Regions from separate parts of the Homo sapiens genome. Here regions 1 and 3 are each linked to region 2. A link is a loop called in an ENCODE intact Hi-C map of the cell type or tissue named here. Cell type or tissue: mammary epithelial cell. All regions are shown on one strand.

Region 1 (2,500 bases), 130 kb before region 2:
CTTACTGCCATTTATATTTTGTTTTCTCTATACTTTTGACTAGAGTATTGGGGGAAAAATGCCCCAAGAAGAGACCTCCAACGAACAATTTTATGTGCACAATGACTACTACTGGCTTCCTACAAGTTTTTTCTCTGCATACCACTGGATACATTCTGTATACCCAACATTTGAAAGTAGTTTTCTATTTTACATTTTCTTAATTCTAATTAAACAAATCTTAATCTTGACTTTAATGGCTGCAATTATGATACTTCATTATGTTAAATGTTAGTTGCAACATAAGAATAAATTGTATAAACAGTTTAGCTGCAATTGCATGGTGTCTAACTGTACATTACTCATTAACAAGATGTGGGTAGCAGCAATTATAACATTTCCTCCTAATGTCCCCATTTATTGAGTCTCAGCAGCAAGCCCCCTTTCACATCGCACACTGATTGACGATAGCAGCTTTTGAGCTCATGGAGAACAGGCACTATAACCCGCTGTGTGCCTCCAACTCAAATCGATGAAAGTACACATTAGCTCTTAGCCTCACGGGCCGGAGTTCTTGAAGGTCAAAATAGCCATCAGCATCACTGTAGGGTATAAAAATCATTTCACAAACTGTGAACAAAAACAACACAACTTGCTTTGCAGTTTGATTATTGTTTATAGATACAGCAAGCCAAGAATTAAAGCATAGCCTTGGGGCAGCATAATTATTTACAGCTGAAGACTCATATCATTATTAGCGGTCTCCTAATTGCTTGAAGTTATATCAATGTTAGTTGATTTAACACATTTCTTATAACATATATGGAAATTGTTTCCTCTGCATATGGAGTGTCAGTTTATCTGGGAGATGGTTTCTTAATTTATCAAAGTTTTTTTTTCTTCTAATTGTTCTTTTTTTCTTTGAAGGAAGATTTTCCCTTAGCCATAAGCAGGGAGAAGAGTTGAAGCTGAGCTTTAATTTATCTACTGTATCTTAATGCTAGAAATACTAGGATCATTTTTGTTTGCTTGTTTTCATTAAAAATTGAATCCATAAAGCTACAACAATATCTTCCATTGGAAAATGTATCAAACTTTCCTCCAGATGGTTCATACACACCTTTTCTTCTTAGGTACCTAACCTGAAATTTTAACATTAAGAGCACAACCACGTAGCTCATAAAAGTGCTAGTGATGTTGAAGTCATGAAAATCTTCATACATTGTAAAATGTCAAATCTTGATCCATTGGTCATATATTTTATATATGCATAAGGAAGATAAAGCTAAATATGCAGCTATAATATAGATGAAAACTTACAGTAATATTGAAGAAGAAAATTAAAGAGAAACATTCAGGTAATACTGTTGTGGGTAGAGTTTGGAATTTGTAAGGGTAAAAATGAACTCCTATTTTTTACGGTATTCTCTACCTGGATGAAATTATCCTTTTTCTGTAATATATTTTCTACCTATAGGTGGCGACACTTGTACTGTTTCCTTTTGAACTGTTCTTTGTGCCTGGGAACAAATGGACTGCTGCTAGGGGAAGACAAGAATTGAACTTAGAGACCATGGTGTCAAAGCCTTTCAAGGCTAGAAAAGATCTTAGGACCAAGTAGTCAATTCCTGCAACATACGATATCTGAGAAATAAGGCCCCAAGAGACTCAGCTAAATGCCCAAGATCACACTACCAGTTAGTGATAGACCTGGAAAAATAAAGAAACTAGATTCAGAAATAATAACCTGAGACAATCCGTAAACATAAAAAATAAACTCTTAAGCAAAACATTTGCAAAGTATCACGTGGAACTCTATCTCCACAAAGTGGACTTGGAATCGTTCCGATAAATTATGTGTATTTAAACCTAAATCCTAGCGTTCATTTTTTTTTCTTCCTTCACAATAAATGGCCCTCCAAAGTATTATGATAAAAGAACTAAGGTCTCTTATTTGAGAAAATGTAATGTTTATTAAAATGCTTCCCAAAGGGAAATATCAATTTAATGGCTAATGTATGTTTTTACAAAATTGATCACCACTTGCAGATATGAAACTGGAGAATATCTGAGAAAATTGCTAATGGGGCCTATTGTTTAGAAGTACGCCAAAGCAAATACCAAAGGCTTTGATTCTGGGTTACAAAGGTCACCCAGAAATCTTATGAAATTTAAGCTGTGATTGTTAACCTGCTAAAAGTTACCACGTTACTTAACACTTGTGATCTTATCTAAGAGACATATGGTATAAATATTTCCAAACATTTCTAAGAACAATTTTGTTTTATCAAAGGGAATATTATTTAACAATTCTCTTTACTTTATGGGCCTTTAGCAAAACTCTTGCTGCTGCCTGGAAGAAACAGAAAACCTGAAAATGGTATTTTAGATTAATTTAATTTAGATTTCCTTTGAACAAATTACAGTCTCTACAGCAACCCTGGTGGATTGCGTCTGGAATCTGAAGCAGCCTTGGTCCCAGGCATCCCATGAACACCGTTCTGTAAAAATGGAAAGAACT
Region 2 (2,500 bases):
AGAGGCAAAGCACTAGGTGCTATTTTTACATATTTATAAGGCCCAAACAGGTTAATGCATATTCTTGACATCACAGATTTATTTCTATGTTAATTTACTTTCAGAAAGCATGTATAACCATAATATACATGGGGAAAAAGTAATTTTATTCATGTGTTTGGACATAAAAAATATCATTATGCAGTCTAATAATCCCAGTTGACAGTTAGAATCATTAAAAAAAAACAGATATATTAAGAAAATTCAAGAAAAGCAACAACCACACTATGGTCTGGCTCCTCTGTTTTGTTGGGTGGCACTGATTTATACCAGCAGGCACAGTCATTTACAAGTCCATTTTGTGATCAATGCCTGGCCTATTTGCCTATATACAGCATTATGAAAAGTGCAGGCAGGCCTGCTAAAGAATTTCAACGGCCTAGACTTTGCAGGCAAGTGAAAAAGAAGGGTTTTTTGTTGTAACCTGTTATGTTTACATTTTTTTCTACCCTACGGTGACAGCACAGGTTTGGGGTCCCTGGTTACATACCAATGTACTACTATATATACCATTTAAAAATTCAAATGGGGTTAGTTTAGATGTTGATTCAGATCTTCTCCAAAATAGGAAAGGGCATTTTTATTCCTTTTGGATGATTCAAATCTTTTCCAGAATAGAAAAGGGCATTTTTAGTCAGTTTGGATAACTTTGAGATTTTTCTAGATAAATTTAATCTGTAAGGGACGAAAGTCGATCGGGAATTATCTCTGCCAATGACTTGGTCCAGCCAGTGAGCTTGTGAGTAAATCCTGCTTCTTCTCCACATAACTTAATTCCCACATTTCCCTCCACTTCCACTGAATGAAAAGAGAAGATGTTTCCACCATAGGAAACCACAGATAATTGAGAGAACTTTCTAAGATAGTTTTTCCTTTCTTCTTTTTATCCTCACTTTCTCTCCCCACTCAGAGCTTAAACAAGTGATACATCTCTGGCTTTCCTTGCAGCCCTCCTCCCCGCCCCTCCTTTTGGATAAGCCTCAGCTTCGTGGCCTGGCATGCCGGAGAAACTGGTTCTACACACCCAGGGGGAAAATGACAGCTTTTCACCGCAAGCTGCTCAGCTCATAAATAGCGAGGGGTAGCGTCCACACACGTCTCGACCTGCCTCTTTCCAAACGCCTGTACAGCCAGCATGGCAGGAAAGTCTTCAGAGAACATTAACAGCTCTTTACATAACTTTCTGTAAAGCAGCTTAGTAATGTTTGCAGCCTAAACAGCCCACAGGTGACAGCTCTGCCATTCTAATGCCTACAAGTGAATGACCAGCTCAACTGGGTGGTTCTTTCTTCTTCCAGAGTGGCCCTGGGAGACAGGGAGAGGGAGAAAAGAACAGAGGTGAGCGGAGAGAGAAGTTAGCTTAGTAAAGAATGAAGTGTCCACAAACCTGGCAAAGGGCCTATGATTTTATGCCTTGAGGTAAGAAAGTCAACTGCTTTTCCTGGAACTTGGTCTAAATTTAACACCCGCTTTTGCAAATGTCTGCTGTACGGTGAGTTGTGTGAGCTCATGGTGGAAAGTGACAAAGTAGGTACACAGCTGATATAATTTATTTATAAATGCATGAGTGCCGAAAGGAGGTAAAATCATGCAGAGTTGATTTAGCTGTTGTGTTGTTCACGGAAAACATGTTGCACACCAACAAAACACACAGATGCACATCTAAATTATTTTAAAGATCACATTTAAACCTGGAAAATACCAGTGGCTTTTTAACTTTATCACATCATAGTTAGGGCTTTAAAAAATGAATCTATTATTGTTTCCTTATGAGACTATAAGAGAAATAATGAATATTAAAATGAAGGTACTTAGTTGTCCTTTAGTATTTAAAACTACCAGGAAAGAAAAAGAAAAACAGTTTAGGTTAAGTTTAAGGAAGGAAAGGAAAAGGGGAAAAAATAGGTTGTCATTTTCAGATTATCATTTCATTTTACTTTAATAAGATTTTTAGGTGGTGACTGTTTTGTTTGTTTGTTTGTTTTGCAAGCTCAACAGTATAACAACAGAACTTAAAGATCTTCGGGTTTGAGAGGAATTATTAAGGGCTAGACCTGTTTTATGTATTGCTTTTAATATACATTTCACAGCATTTACTGCAGTAATCTCTTTGGGGAAATTAGCAATGGAACAATTTCTATATTTAAGAACCATAAGCCTCCATGTATGTTGAATTAACCTATTGTATAACCACAATACTAACAGCAAGGAAAAAGATTTTATTAAAATAGGGTTATTGCACCTTTTTATTTTTCTCTACTCCACTCAGCAGAATCTTAGAAAACTCTTCCATAACCTTAACTTTATCTTCAAACATAAAGTGATTACATGCTTTCGATATACTGTGTTTTTGCTTTTGTTGATAAATAGCTTTCCTGTAAGAAATGGATCATGACAATCAGAAATTAGATAATTGTAAACAAATTATATTTTACTGATAAAAATACAACCACGAATATGA
Region 3 (2,500 bases), 74 kb after region 2:
GGTGTCAGTCAATCAAGGCCAAATAAAAAGCAAAACGTGTGTAATTAGAAGTGCATACATGTTCAAGCAATGTTAGCTGATTCTTAGATCCAAATTTTAACTCGCTTTTAATCACCGAGTGAGTAGTTGGGAGGCTGATCATAGGAATGGAAGAGAGAAAATAGGCTTGTCTGTGACTTCCAACCATTACAATGTTGGTCGAGGGGCCAGAGAGGAACCAAAGGGATTTGGGAGGGTGTATTTGAAAAATGAGACTTAGTATATAGGAAATGAGATTAGAAATCACTCCATGTGTGAGCTTTTAGGAGTGGATTTCTATGTGGGATTGCTAGAGGGAGAGGGACAAGGTTATTGATTCTGTGAAAAAAAGTGAAGGTACAAAGATCAGTCAAAAATGTAGTGTTCCTGGGAATCCAGAAAAATTAAGGTGTATAAAACTCATCTTTTCTAACAAGTTCCTCATGTTCTTCAAGAGTGAAGACTAGAATCCCTTCCTTCCCCAGCCTTTGTCTCCTGCACAGGTACTGTTCGCTACTCTTAAGGATGCAAAACTGGGTCTTCCATTAAGGCAGGAATGGGCAGGACTCCGTTGGTCTAAAATGTATCTCCTATGGGGCCAGGCATGGTGGCTCATGCCTGTAATCCCAGCACTTTGGGAGGCCGCGGCAGGCAGATCCCCTGAGGTCAGGAGTTCGAGACCAGCTGGACAACATGGCAAAACCCCATCTCTACCAAAAATACAAAAATTAGCCAGGTGGTACGTGTCTGTAGTCCCAGCTACTCAGGAGACTGAGGCAGGAGAAGCACTTGAACCCAGGAGGCAGAGGTTGCAGTGAGCCGAGATCATGCCATTGCACTCCAGCCTGAGCAACAAGAGCGAAACTCCATCTCAAACTAAATAAATAAATAAAAATAAAATATATCTCCTGTTGGGTTTGGCTCGGGATCTTTAGAGCCAGAGGGGAACTTAGAATCCGTCTGGTGCAAACCTCTAATTTTATACACAGGGACCTGTGACACAGAGACGTTAAGTGGTTTGCCTGAGGTCACACAGCTAATAAGCCATGAATTAAGCCAAATCTTTCTGAGCCTAAGTCGTGTCTTCAAGTTAATAGTACCAGACTGTCTGTACTTTCAATTCTTTCCACTCCAAAAAGGCAACTGGGAATGGTGAAACTAATTCTTCAAAATCATACCTATCCCCTTCACAAGGGACAAAATCAAATGTCAGAAGATAAAATGTCACAAGCCATGCTTTGGCATGGACATGAAGCACAGTCTGAGAGCCTGTCTGAGTGGACAAGAGGCTGTGGCTGAGGAGTGGCCAGTGACGAGCAGGGTGTGGACAGAGGCCTCACCTCCCCTCGGAGCGCCAGATGGCAAGCACAACTTCTCTTTGAGTCACCAAATCACTGAGTCACACCTTTCCTTTCTGGCTGACTCCAGCTTAATCCGAAGGGTGAGGTGAATATTCCCAGTCCTAAACTGAAGACTGTGCCTTTTTTTTCTAGGGAAAATGAAAGACCTAAGGAACTTAGCTTGGGGTTTGGTTGTTCTTTTGAAGCTTAACAATATCTGCATCTCAGGCCAAATTAACAATTCACATATATGTATATAAAAACATAAACATATATATACATTATATGTACATAAACATATATATACATAAACATATATATACATAAACATATATATACACACCATAAACATATATATTAAAAAACCATAAAACAAAAACAAAGGCCAACTTTTAACATATATAATGTATAATACATATTATACATTATATATGCTTGACATGTTAAAGTATTATATAATACATATATATGTATTGTATATGCTTAACATATATGTTTAACATAGATAATACATACATATTATATAACTATATATGTTTAATATACATATGCTTAATATATATGTTTAACATATATATGTTAAAGTTGGCCTTTGTTTTTGTTTTACGGGTTTTTTTAATGTCCTAAAAAAGCCCTAGGGCCTTTGTAAGCATTTTCAAATAATGCCAAGTTCTTAACATTATCCTTTGAAGCCCTGCAAGTTCCAGCCAATTTGGCCCCTACTGTCTTCAAGTTTAAGTGCAACACTTTTACTTCAGAAAAATTAAACAACAGACATATGACATGAAGTCATCTAAGTATGTTGATGCTGTGTCTTCACATTTGCACCAGGTCCACAGATACGACCCCTCCACTCTCAGCCAATCCAGCTCCTAGGATTCAACGTTCTGAAATCCAGGCTCTTTTCGATCAGCTCATTGAAAGCGCGTTACCTCTGCACTCTGCCCTATCCCCACCTTCCTGGCTGTCCCATGTCTCAGCCTAATGACAACATATTAACTAATTTACTTTATCAGTCTTGTGGTTGCTGGGAAAATATTTCACAGATTAGATAACTTATTGAAGAAGGCTGAAAGTGCCTCTTCTCTCTAGCCTTGTGGCAATTAGTAGTCACTCAGCCCACCTACAGTTTGGTTCCCATC

Evidence for each region. A loop is a pair of places that touch in the nucleus more often than their neighbours do. Peaks named below come from ENCODE experiments on the same cell type or tissue, not always from the same donor. Only the 100,000 strongest peaks of a DNase experiment are listed, where the experiment ranks them.
Region 1: a loop joins it to region 2, with 4 times the contacts of the local background. A loop is called at or near these places in 2 of 110 quality-filtered maps.
Region 3: a loop joins it to region 2, with 2.0 times the contacts of the local background. A loop is called at or near these places in 2 of 110 quality-filtered maps.

The regions. Positions count from the first base shown.
Region 1 is chr6:10,029,671-10,032,170 of GRCh38, forward strand. It overlaps the pseudogene OFCC1. Among named protein-coding and RNA genes, the nearest start is that of TFAP2A-AS2, 370 kb to the right of the region's middle. In mammary epithelial cell, a CTCF peak has its summit at 1,481 (motif pointing right); no DNase peak of the experiment used is centred here.
Region 2 is chr6:10,162,295-10,164,794 of GRCh38, forward strand. It overlaps the pseudogene OFCC1. Among named protein-coding and RNA genes, the nearest start is that of TFAP2A-AS2, 240 kb to the right of the region's middle. In mammary epithelial cell, no CTCF peak of the experiment used is centred here; a DNase peak (open chromatin) is centred at 1,117; H3K4me3 peaks cover 592 bases; H3K27ac peaks cover 2,390 bases.
Region 3 is chr6:10,236,477-10,238,976 of GRCh38, forward strand. No RefSeq gene overlaps it. Among named protein-coding and RNA genes, the nearest start is that of TFAP2A-AS2, 170 kb to the right of the region's middle. In mammary epithelial cell, no CTCF peak of the experiment used is centred here; a DNase peak (open chromatin) is centred at 1,385; H3K27ac peaks cover 1,132 bases.